Linked DNA regions of Homo sapiens: all the other regions are linked to region 3. The links are chromatin contacts, found by Hi-C or POLR2A ChIA-PET in ENCODE. All regions are on one chromosome and are shown on one strand. Each heading gives the region's core, a stretch centred on a gene start or an enhancer-like site at or near the end of the contact. The rest is flanking DNA. Distances are from core to core; before and after follow the strand shown. Region 1 overlaps CREB3L2 (cAMP responsive element binding protein 3 like 2). Region 2 holds the start of TRIM24 (tripartite motif containing 24). Region 3 holds the start of TPK1 (thiamin pyrophosphokinase 1).

What was found. Hi-C counts contacts between places; a loop is a spot of excess contacts on that map. ChIA-PET counts read pairs that join two places held with the same protein, here RNA polymerase II (POLR2A). Pooled maps may share reads with other maps.
Region 1: a loop to region 3 is called in a pooled map, with 5 times the contacts of the local background. The contact joins the enhancer-like site here to the promoter of TPK1 in region 3. A Hi-C loop is called at or near these places in 3 of 37 single-sample maps with no recorded cell type and 2 of 50 pooled maps. POLR2A ChIA-PET finds 5 or more read pairs at or near these places in 1 of 52 experiments (PC-3).
Region 2: a loop to region 3 is called in a map of naive thymus-derived CD4-positive, alpha-beta T cell, with 8 times the contacts of the local background. The contact joins the promoter of TRIM24 here to the promoter of TPK1 in region 3. A Hi-C loop is called at or near these places in 1 of 168 maps with a recorded cell type or tissue (naive thymus-derived CD4-positive, alpha-beta T cell), 2 of 37 single-sample maps with no recorded cell type and 9 of 50 pooled maps.

Annotation. Positions count from the first base shown.
Region 1 is chr7:137,985,217-137,988,958 of GRCh38, reverse strand. The region is part of intron 1 of CREB3L2 (cAMP responsive element binding protein 3 like 2); the gene reads left to right. Among named protein-coding and RNA genes, the nearest start is that of CREB3L2, 15 kb to the left of the region's middle. RefSeq lists enhancers at 927-1,036, 2,169-2,238, 2,569-2,718. Within about 2 kb of position 2,343, at least 14 of the 41 ENCODE cell types and tissues checked have a DNase peak (open chromatin) inside an H3K27ac peak, as active enhancers do.
Region 2 is chr7:138,457,940-138,461,743 of GRCh38, reverse strand. It overlaps TRIM24 (tripartite motif containing 24), which reads right to left and starts at 1,485. Exons shown (of 19, transcript NM_015905.3): 1 at 832-1,485. The coding sequence starts at 1,195. RefSeq lists silencers at 614-1,093, 1,124-1,373, 1,434-1,823 and enhancers at 1,334-2,116, 2,520-3,030.
Region 3 is chr7:144,834,803-144,838,557 of GRCh38, reverse strand. It overlaps TPK1 (thiamin pyrophosphokinase 1), which reads left to right and starts at 2,505. Exons shown (of 9, transcript NM_022445.4): 1 at 2,505-2,591; 2 at 2,940-2,998. The coding sequence starts at 2,956. RefSeq lists an enhancer at 2,295-2,364 and a silencer at 2,665-2,764.

The DNA.
Region 1 (3,742 bases), core at 1,094-3,593, 6.8 Mb after region 3:
TTTCCTTCCTTCCTTCCTTCTGTCTCTCTTTCTCTTCCTTTCTTGCTATGTTGCCCAGGCTGATCTTGAACTCCTGAGCTCAAGCCATCCTGCCCCCTCCACCTCTCAAAGTGCTGGGATTGCAGGCGTGAGCCACTGAGCCTGGCCTCTGAGGGTCCTTTCATCATTCTTCTCTCCAGATAAGTCCATCTATCTCTGGATGTCCTTCCCATCGGCTGGATGGAGTTTGTGCATGTGTCTGTTTTGTGACTGTGTCATTTGCAGTTCTTAGTTTTGGGGCTTTGCAAAAGGATAGCCTTTGTACTCATTAACCTGTTCAAGAGTGTTGGGATTCACCACATGACTCCAAGGTGTGAGTCTTTTCCTCTCTTTATTCTTCTGACTCTTCCACTAAGGAAGTATCAGGTGGATCCACTGAATGCCGAAAATGAGTTTGATCACAGAGGCATCAACAATATTCAAGTGGTAGAAACATAGAAACAAGCCCTAATTGGTTCCATTTTTGTATGACATAATAATAAGGACAGGTGAGGACAAATGGCTTTGTAATAAGAATATGAGCCTGCAGAAGGAACATTAAGTAAATAATTGTAGCTTCAAAGAAAATGAGCAGCTGCTGGCAATGCCCAGGTTTCAGGACCCGCAAAGGCACTCTGGCCAGACACATCCCTGCTCCCCTCTTGTGCCTCCCACGTGCCGTGGCTGGATTCTGGGTTCTGCCCTTGCTCTCTGTTTCACTGAATCTCTGTTCCTGTCATGGCCCTCAGGCCTGTCAGGGACATGAGGAACAGGTGTGGGAGGAGGAAGCCCTTCAGCTGGGCCTGAGGTCGGGCATGTGAGTACTGAGGACAGAGGTGGGTGCAGAGGAAGGAGAATTCTGCCTCAGACTGCACAGGGAGGAAAGGGCCACCCTTCACAGCCCAGAGCAGAGCAGGCTCTTTGAAGGAGACACAGAGTTTAGGATTCACTCCACAGTTTAGCTGTGTGGTGAATTAAATGGGTTTCTGAGGCCTGACTGGGAAACAGATGACTTTTTATCACATTATGTCAGTAAGAAAATGTCTTGTGAGTTTGAACCACCCGTGTTACAAACTTTTAAAAAAGGTAGAGAAAGGTGTGGTGGCTTATGTCTATAGTCCCAGCTACTTGCAGGAGGCCGGGGTGGGAGGATCGCCTGAGCCCAGGAGGTTGAGGCTGCAGTGAGCCATGATTGTGCCACTGTGCGCCACTCTGGGCAACAGAGCCAGATCCTGTCTCTCCAAAAACAGAAAGCATTTTAGAGCAGTTTTATGTTCACAGCAAAATTGAGCAGAAATACAAAAAGCTCCCGTGTATCTCTTGTCTCCCCAACACACAAAACCTGTCCCACCATCAGCATCCTGCTATTACAGACTTTTGGCATATGGAGTCATAAGCTGGGGTCACCTGTGGCAGCTTTTGATTTAAACTTAATTTTTAGAGATTAGTCACAGATAAGCCTCCCTTTGTAGTCCAGCAAGAAGCCAGATTGGCCACAAAAGCCTTGAACACCGAAGACTGTATCCTGTTTTTTGTTTTTTGTTTTTTTTTGCTACTGAAAACTTATTCAAACGACTAGGCACAGACCTATAGATTTCAGTACCATTAAAAAGTCAAACTGTGGTGCGGCATTTCCCTCCCTCTTTCCAGTTACAGATGACTTAGGCAGTAGATGTTATCCTTTGGAAAGAGATGGGATCTAGTGAGGAAACAGTATATATTTTTTGTAACCAAAGAACCTGACTCCGATCTTTGTAGTTTTGACTTTTTACTTCCTACCCCTGAATGGTATTCATTTCTGAGGCACTGCCAGGAATTGTTTTTCTGGTTCCACTCTGGGTTTGCAAGCTTTCTCTCCAGGCTCTCCTGCAGCCCAAGACCCATGTTGGAGCCGCTGGGAGAGCTGGGGCAGTGGGCTGAGGAGGCCAAGGCCCAAACCAGCTCCAGGCGAACAGCTGCAGCACAGCTGTGATGTTACCTGCATGGTGCAGTGGGGTCGCCCTTGGGCTCGAGGCATCATGTTCTAAGGCAGTCTTCACAGACACGTTTTCTTGTGTGCTAAGAGAGGGGCAGAAACGTAGCTGCCAAAAAACCATTTGGTTTCTCAGCTGTGTTTACAAGCTGAGGAACATGAGGCACGTCGAAATCCAGTGTTTCCTTTTGACTGAAATACAGACTTCTAGGAGGACACTGAAATGAGGGTGGGATGGCTGGGTAGATGGAGCATGAGGAAGTTTCAGCTTCTTATTCCCACCCTCCCAGTTTCGGTGTGGGATTCTGACTGTCCTCTTGTCTGCAGATTGCTCAACCACTGGAAAAGGCAGTTGGTAGGAGGAGCAGGGATTTTGCGGTCAGCACAACTTCATAGCCCTTATCACCACTGGCAAATGATTTCTTTAGTATCCCCGAGCCCTGCTGTCATGGCAGTCATGGAAAATGATGATATCTGCATGGTGCTTTGTGTCAAAGTAATGGATGAGCCTAATCATAGTGGGTGGAATCCATCTCAGGGGTGCAGTCGCTCCAGCCTCTGCTGCCAACTTGCCCTCCTTCCCAGTCCCATGGAGCTGGGGCACTCCCCGGCATACCTGTTGGGAAGCCCTGATAAGTGTGCTTGTCTGTTTTCTCGTCTAACAAAATGGAAACACCGTGAAAGCAGAGACTTTCTTTTATTCACTGCTGTTTATCTCCAGCTAACAGAACAGTGCTGTGCGCATGGTAGGTGTCCAGTAAAATGTTTGGTGAATGAATGGATGAACAAATGAATGAGTCTAGGCTTACAATCTGGTTCTGGCTCTCCCTACTGTGAGCACCTTTCTGAGACTGTTTCACAAGGCCATGGTGGAGGAAGATAAATGACATAAGTAAAGTGTCACTATGTCTGGTTTGTGGCCGCTAGATGGGGGATATTCGGTTCCTTTCTTCTATTTTTTTTTCTCCAATAGTTTCTGAGAGGCCTAGGAAGAAAATTTTTGCTGCATTCTGAACTCATGGATAAAATGAGTAAATAGAATAAGACCTCTGAATTGTGGCCTAATTGTGAAAGGCATTTAGGGAAAAAGACCTGAAATATTTCTTCAGTTCTTACCTGAATCCTCTTAGGTTCAACGCCTGGTATTGATTTGCATGACTGAATTAACACTTCAAATTTTCAGGCACCTGCTTCTGAGGAACTGAAATGTTTTTGTCAGTTTTGAGGGGGTGGGTTGGCAGCAGGTGTTAGCACTCTTTAAGTTACAAGAGGGAAGACAAGAAGGGGACGGCTTGTTCCATGTCCCTGTCATTTCCTGAAACACCATCTATCACTGGACACTGAGGTCACTTACATTATTTTTTCCTAATGAAAATAGTCTTTCTGGGGCTGATTGTGACCTGTTTAGGGGTCTGTTAACAGCAGGAAGGTGAGTAGGGGACAGCAGGATGGCACTGAGCAGTCCTGGTAGGGCTACTGCCTGCAGTGTCAGGGACAAGCTGAAGCGCTCTCCATCCACGAGGCCTGGGGCTTCCTGGCAGAGCACCTTTGGAATGCTGTCCATACACTGCAGCAAAGGCATTTAAGCCACGTTCTTCCTCCGACCCCTGGCCTGAACTGCGTCTAGCCTTGGCTGTTCCCAAGCAGTTGATGTACATATTGTTGAGCGAGAGAACCTCTCTGAGTCCTGCTTTCTTGGGAATCAGGTTCTAAGTTGCTCTCCTGTGCCTTCCATTTATCTGGACCAACTAG
Region 2 (3,804 bases), core at 236-2,735, 6.4 Mb after region 3:
AGTGTTCTACCCGAAACTGTACTCAAACTTACTTTAAATGTTTCAAACCTGTCAAAGTTAGCAATGGAACACCTGTCAAAAGTCTAATTTTACAGTAATAAACACCACAAAGAGAACAGTAACTTCCAGCTTTATCTATAAAATACCAGAAAACCCAAATCACTTTGTATTATTTCTCTTCGCCGTCTCAAAATAAAACCTTTGAAAGAGACACACAACAAAACAACGTCTCTTGGTTCCTTTGTCCCCAGCAGAGGAGAGGGAAGAGAACTGGGAACTCATTAAGGTAAAGAGCCCCAAACATGCAAGATAAGAAATAAATGACATCCGATCTGCAATCAATCATCAAAGAAAGTCACCATCACTTCATCTTCATCCCTCCCTTCTCCCCTGCAGCTCAAATAACGTGAGTATAGACGAGATGATCAGGATCATATGGACCTGGACAAAGCTTTGTGGAGGCAGCGGGCGGGTAGCAGTTAACTGGCTGCAGCCGGCAAAGAACCCGAGATTCCGGCTGCAGGAGACTCCGACAGAGGTCTGCAAAAGTGCGAGTGGCAGGGGCCGCCCGGCTGTTGAGAATGCGGAGCAGCGGCGGCGGCGGCGGCGCGGTCAAGTCCACAGCGCCCGGGGAAGTTGCTGGCCGAGCGCGACACGCCGCAGAGCGCGGGCCCTCCATGTCACCGTCGCCAGCACAGACCCTCCTGCTCGCCCCTCCCCCGCCGCGCACCCCGGGCGGCGGCGACATGACAGCGGGTCGCGCCGCACAAGGGCGCCCGCCCCCTCCTGGCCCTCTCCCCGGGCTCCCCAGCGGCCGCGGCCGGTTCTCACCTTGGGTGGCGAACGGCGACGAGCCGCTGACCGGCGAGCCGGGGGCAGGGACGGGTGGCGGGGTCTCGGCCGAGCCCAGCATGGGCGCGGGCAGCATGAGGTAGCGCTGGGGCGCGGGCAGGCAGCGCTGGCAGAAAGAGTGCAGGCAGGGCAGCAGCTTGGGCGCCCGGCTCTGGATGTTCTGGTGGCACACGGCGCAAGTGTCCAACAGGTTGAGCCGGGCCGCCTCGCCGCCGCGCTCCGAGTCCGGGCCCTGCCGACTCTCGGCCTCGTTCTCCCCGCTCGGCGCCGCCGAGGGCCCCCCGGAGGCCGCAGCCGAGGCCGCTGCCGCCGCCGCCACCGCCTTCTCCACCGCCACCTCCATTGTCCTGCCCTTGCCGCCGCCGGGGAAGCGAGAGCGCGGTCTCCGCCCGCCGCCCCCGACGACCTCCTCCTCCTCCTGCGGCTGCTCCTCAGAGGCCGCTCGGTGGACTCGCGGCAGCGCCAGCGAGGGAGGGAAAGCAAACCGGGCGGGGGAAGCCTCCTCAGGCCCACGGGATCCGCCTCCCGAGTGGCGCGGCCGGAAGGAGGGTATCTGTCAGCGGAGACCGTTCCTCGCACCGGGGAGGCTGCACCCCGTCCGCTTCGCCAACCGCCGAGGCGCTCGTGGAATACGCCCAGCCCGCCCTTGCCTCCCCGCCTTTCTCTTCATCCCCCTGGCCCACCTCAGGCCCCGCCCCCGCCCCCGCCCTCCCTCTCCCAGCAACTGAGGCTTCGGTGTGGAGCGCGCCGCCCAATAGCGGCCGCGCCTGGCGAGGGGGCGGGACCTGTTGGAGCCCGCGAGGCTCCGTCGGCCGCGGCGGGAGGTTGGGAAGTGGGAGGTGCTTGCCCAGCCCCGCCCCCTCCGGACGCCTGAAATCGCGGCTTCTGATTGGGCCTTTGTGTATGTTTCCTCCTCTGAAAAGATTAAGGGTTCATTTGTTAACGACCATCCGCCTGATTCGGTCCGCGGTGTTAGCTCCTCCTAGGGGGCGGGACCTCACTTGTCTACTCAATGCCGTTAATTAAGTAACTGCTTGGAAAACTGATTTCATTACTGGAGACCTGGTCTTGTAGGAGGAGTAAATATGGTCGGAGGGTCACAGGAGGAAGGAGTGGAGGTACTGAAGAGCAAACAAGGAAATAATTTTTTAAAATACTGTGTGAAAGAGGTACTCTGGAGGCAGCAGGGATATTGCAACCTAATTTTACTCATCTCTAGAATGAATGAGTATGAAGAATAAGGGGGGGAAGTTCTCGTGCAAGTTGGAAATTTTTAAAGGGTTTCCCCAATGAAAAAGGTGAAATTAATTTTTAAAGTCAGTGATTTGCTTTTTAAGTGACTAAAAGTGGTTCGTTTTCCCAGGAATTAATACAGATTGACAAATGTTTTTATTGCATAAATATAGCATCATTAAGCAAAAATAAACCTCAATACTGTTACCCAAATAATTCATAACTTCAGGATTCTTTTGTATTTCCTCCCTCCCTCTTATTTTATTCCCTCCCTCCCTCCCTCACCTCTCTACGCTGATATCAGAAGTTACGCACATTTTTCACTCAAAAAATGGCGCAGCTTTTAAGGAACTTGAAGAATAGAAACGGAATGAAGGAAACAAGATTTTGTAACACGTAACTTTAAGAAGTATTTACCTTTTTTTTTTTTTTTTGTCAATACTAATGAAGCGGTACTGGACTTTAGAGAAAGATGGAGTGGGTCATGAAAGGCTTTGCTAAAATCACAGTTTTCCTGGAGGACTATATGGGATGGCAATGGGGGAGGGCTAGGCAACGTAGCCTTCCTTCAAGACCTTGCCCTTAAACACAACCTCCGTAGGCCTCAAGTGAGAGGTTCTTTTACTTAATCACAAGACATTCAACAGCTCTTCCCGCCTCCCCCACCCATTGGTTCCTGTTTAAGCTTGGGATTTTTTGTTTGTTTGTTTTTTTGCATGGAAGTAGCTCTTAAACCTTAGTTTGCATAAGAATAACTTGAGAAGCTTAGTGAAAAACAGGTGCTTGGGCCACCTCCGTATTCAGTTATTCAATTTTGATAGCATCTCAAGTGATTCTGACCTGGGTGGGTCCAGAAACGGAAGTCTGTCCCACAGGTCTTCACCCACTCACAAATCTCTCCACGATTTCGTCCGTATATGCCTCTCAAGCTGAAGTCGCCGCGACTCTCATGCTTCATGCTGCAGCAATTGTAAGGCCACCCTGCTTTGTACACGCTGTTCCCTTTGTTTTAGTTCCTTCAAAATTCTGACTTATCTGTTATCCCCTAAAGCCACCCCAAAGTTGAACACTCCTTCCCCAGAATTCAAACCATATTGTATATTTTTGAAGCTACACCTTGAAAACATTCACATAATAGGAATGGAATTTTGTATTCAAAAATCAACTCCCTTAATATGCTAAAAATTCATTACATAGGTGGTATACAGGATTCAAGCCTACTAAAGACAAGTCCCTCTTATTCCCCAGATGATGGTGGTAGGGAAGGAAAACTGAGAAGTAAAATTGAATAGGCTGGTTTTGAAAGAATTCCATGTAATTTGATCAAACCCACTAGCTTAAAGTTTTTCAAATCACCATGGTTTTACAGAAAATGATCTTCCATCGTTTTAGCCTTCCTAATTTCACATGAGTAAAACAATCGTACATTGTACTTTGTTCACATATATGGAACTTCAAGTCCAGAAAATGAATTTACTGTTTGTTTTTCTTAATCATATGATTTCTTTATTTGGATATTGTTGCCCTACAAAGCGTGTTCAAATATATTTCACAAAGATCCACACTACCAATAGATTACTCTTCCTTAATTACAGCTCTCATCCTATGTCCCTCCCTTATCCCATAATTTTCTGTGGCTCTCCACTGCATCCAAAGCTCTCCACAATTTTATTCCCATCTGATCTTCTTGTCTGATGTTACTGCTTTCCCATATCCATC
Region 3 (3,755 bases), core at 1,256-3,755:
GCTTTCTTTTGACAAAACTTTCTCACTAATCTTGATCATTTCTAGCTTTTGATTTAAAGTGAGACACATGCAGTTCTTCCTTTCACTTAAACACTTAGAGGCCATTGTAGGAATATAAAATGGCCTAATTTCAATACTGTCGTGTCTTAGGGAATAGGGAGGCCCACGGGGAGAGAGAAACAGGAGAATGTACTGGTCCCGGGGCAGTAAGAAACACACAACATTGATCTATTAAGTTTGCCGTCTTATAAGGGCATGGCTGGTGGCACCCCAAAACAATGACAAGAGTAACATTAAGAATCACTAATCACAGATTGTAATGAATATATTAATGGAAATATTTGAAGTATTGTGAAAATTACCAAAATATGACGCAGAGACACGAAGCAGGTACACGCTTTCGGAAAAATGTTGCAGATAGACCTGCTTGATGCAGGCTTGCCACAAACTTTCAATTTGTAAAAGCGGTATCTGTAAAGCACAATAAAGCTAAACACAATAAAAGGAGGTATGCCTGTAATTCCTGGTATGAAGTACCATAATTCTCCATTTTTTTCCCATTATTTGTTAATTTATTTCACATTTACTGAACTTATCTTGGTGAGACACACTGTGTGGCTGGAGAAATAGCAGGGAAGGAAATAGACAAGGCTCCTGCCCTTAGAGAGCTAGCTCTCTAGTAGGGGGAGACAAATCATTAACAAGTAAACTGTGCTAGAGTGAGGATTCAAGGGCCAACAACTAAATTTTGGTCCTTGTTTTCCTGGAGCCTACATTTTAGGGTAATTAAATAAAATATAAAAGACCTCAACACTGACTGGAACATAATAATTGATCAGTAAGTGTAAATTTTTATTACTGCTTAAAAAATTGGTTACAATCTGCCATTGAATTCATTGTTCAAGATTTCGTTCTGAATATTGGTGATGTGTTTTTGCCATTTGACTACCTTCTATAATTTGCCTTGCCTGTTTATATCCTTGGTCATAATTTTTCTGGTTTGCCTTTTACTAATGGACATGTAGTTCTGAGGCAGAATAGGGTCTGGAGGCAGGGAATGTTAAGGCCGATTCATGCTGACTTCCTGGAACTAAATCAAATTGCAGTACTTCAGCAATGACAGGAAACATCCTCTCCATTTACACAGGGCTTATATCCAGTAAATGACTTTAAAATTTACTTCATCCTCTTCATTTACATAGGGCATAAGCCAAGTAACCAATGGAAACCTCTAGCTGGCATTTAAACCCCAGAACATTCTCTAACGGCACTCTTGAGCCCCTATCCTCGGGCGCTCCCAACCTATGGGGTGTACTTTCATCTTCAATAAATCTCTGTTTTTGCTTCATTCTTTCCTTGCTTTGTGCGTTTTGTCCAATTCTTTGTTCAAGACGCCAAGAACCTGGACACATCAACTGGTAACAGCTCTTCATAGGATAAACACATGGCAACCACTTGTCTATTACATGTGCAGATAGTTTCCTTGTACCCCAATTGTCTTTTAGGTTCATTAAGGTCATATTTAAACATGGACTTTTGAAATTTGTTGTAGCTAAACCCGTATATAAGCATTTAGGCTTCCTCCTTCTTTGGGTCTTTTCTTGTGGACTCCCATGCACATAGCTGTAAGCTTTTCCCCTGTTAAACTGTCTTAAGTCAATTTAACCTCTTAGGCCCAGGTGGAAACCTTAAGAGGGTAGAGGGAGATTAGGTTCGCTCACTATTGGAAAAGCCTGTATTGCAACAGTGACGCTCTGCAGCTGCAGATAGGTGGCTTAAAGTTTCTTCCAACAAAAACATTCTGTTTCCACAAAGCAAAGTAAGGAAAGCTCTTAACGGAGTGTTCCCTAAAGAAAGCTTTTTTTTTTTCTTTGAGATGGAGTCTCGCTTTGTCGCCCAGACTGGAGTGCACTGGTGTGATCTTGGCTCACTGCAACCTCCGGCCTCCCGGGTTCAAGCGATTCTCCTGCCTCGGCCTCCCGAGTAGCTGGGCCTACAGGCGCGCGCCACCATGCCCGGCTAATTTTTTGTATTTTTAGTAGAGACGAGGTTTCACCATGCTGGCCAGGCTGGTCTCGAACTTCTGACCTCATGATCCGTCCGCCTCGGCCTCCCAAACTGCTGGGATTACAGGCGTGAGTCACCGCACCCGGCCAGGAAGGAAAGCTTTTAACCCGACGGCTCAGGGAGGACACCGGTAGCAGGACTAGAAGCAGCACAGTGGAAAGTAAGTTTGGCTTGGAAGCTAGGTCAAGCATGGGTGATAGGGAATTCGCCACTTAGTTTGAAGCAAATGGCCTCCTTGTTAAAGCTGAGTGCAGAGGGCCCGGCAGCAGTACTACAGCTAGCAGAACCAGCCCAGAAAACGAAGCCTTGGAGACTTGAGGTGGGTAGTGCCGGACGCAGAGCACAGGGCGCGGCTCCCACTTGCCTCCGGCTCCCGGAAGCGGGCGGGGCCACCTCGCGTCCCGGGGGCTAAAACCTGCGAGCGAGGACCGCGCGCCAAGGCTCCTCAGCCGAGCGCCGAGCGGTCGATCGCCGTAGCTCCCGCAGCCTGCGATCTCCAGTCTGTGGCTCCTACCAGCCATTGTGTAAGTGCGACTGCTGCCGGGCGCGCGGGCCGCGGAAGGGGGCGGCCGCCTCTCGCTCCCCAGGTTCCCGGATGGTGATGGGTTCGCGGAGAGAGGCGGCAGGGGCAACCCCTCGGACCTCATAGCGGCCCGCGCGGCCGGTCTCCGGGGGCCCCCGCCCGCGGCGGTGCTGTAGGCGAGCCGTGGCGGGTCCCCAGCGCCGGGTGCTGCGCCGCAGCTCAGCTGGCTCCTGGGTCCCGGAGCGCGCCGCTGCCGAGTGCCAGGTTCAGGCGGCTCCCGTGCTGTTGGTTCTGCGCGATGTTTAATTAAAACTGAGAGTCTAACTTCACTTTTTTTTTTTTAATGCAGAGGCCAATAATCCGTTATGGAGCATGCCTTTACCCCGTTGGAGCCCCTGCTTTCCACTGGTACTGTATTTCTTTCCACGGTTTAGTGTCACTGACGTGCCCCTCCCCAGCGACGGGAACAGGTCGAAAGGACGGGGCTCTAGAGCCAGCGTGACTTCCAGCCTGGGTTCTGTCCCTGATTTCCTAGCTCTGTACCGCTAAGCATATCAGCCTCTCGCCGGTCTCATTTTCCTCATCTGAAAAATGAGCTTACGTATCAGTCCTTGCTGTGAGGACGAAATGACAAGATACAGTGTGTGTAGTCCGTGTGGAGCCCAGTAAGCGCTTCCCGGCTGTTGCGCCTCCACCAACAGCGCGAACAAATCTGGAACATAGCGGAACATTAGACATTGCAGGCATTAAGGACGGTCATCGTTGCCTGACCGTGATGCATTTTTAATCCATTGAAAGTGCCCCGAGCTTATCTAATAAAAGATTGGCAAATGATTATATCAAGTGTTTTAAATCTATATAACACTCAGGATATTTTATTCTTCTAAGATTTGAAATTACTGTGTAACCGAGTTCAGGCTGGGCTGCTCGCTGCTTGCAGAGCCAATCAACAAGGACGAAGGGCCCGGAAAGGAAAGTGACTACTTTCCAAAGCTAGCAATGGGGAAGTAGTCCAAGCTTCTGCCTTAACGAAACCATTTCAAATTTGGACAAAATGTAAGAGCTTATAAAGGGGCGCTTGGTATTGGGGCTCGGGGGCCCCAGTCTACGTGACTTGCTCAGATATTTATCTTGGGTTTTTGCCTCATCTGGTGAATGGGCTGGC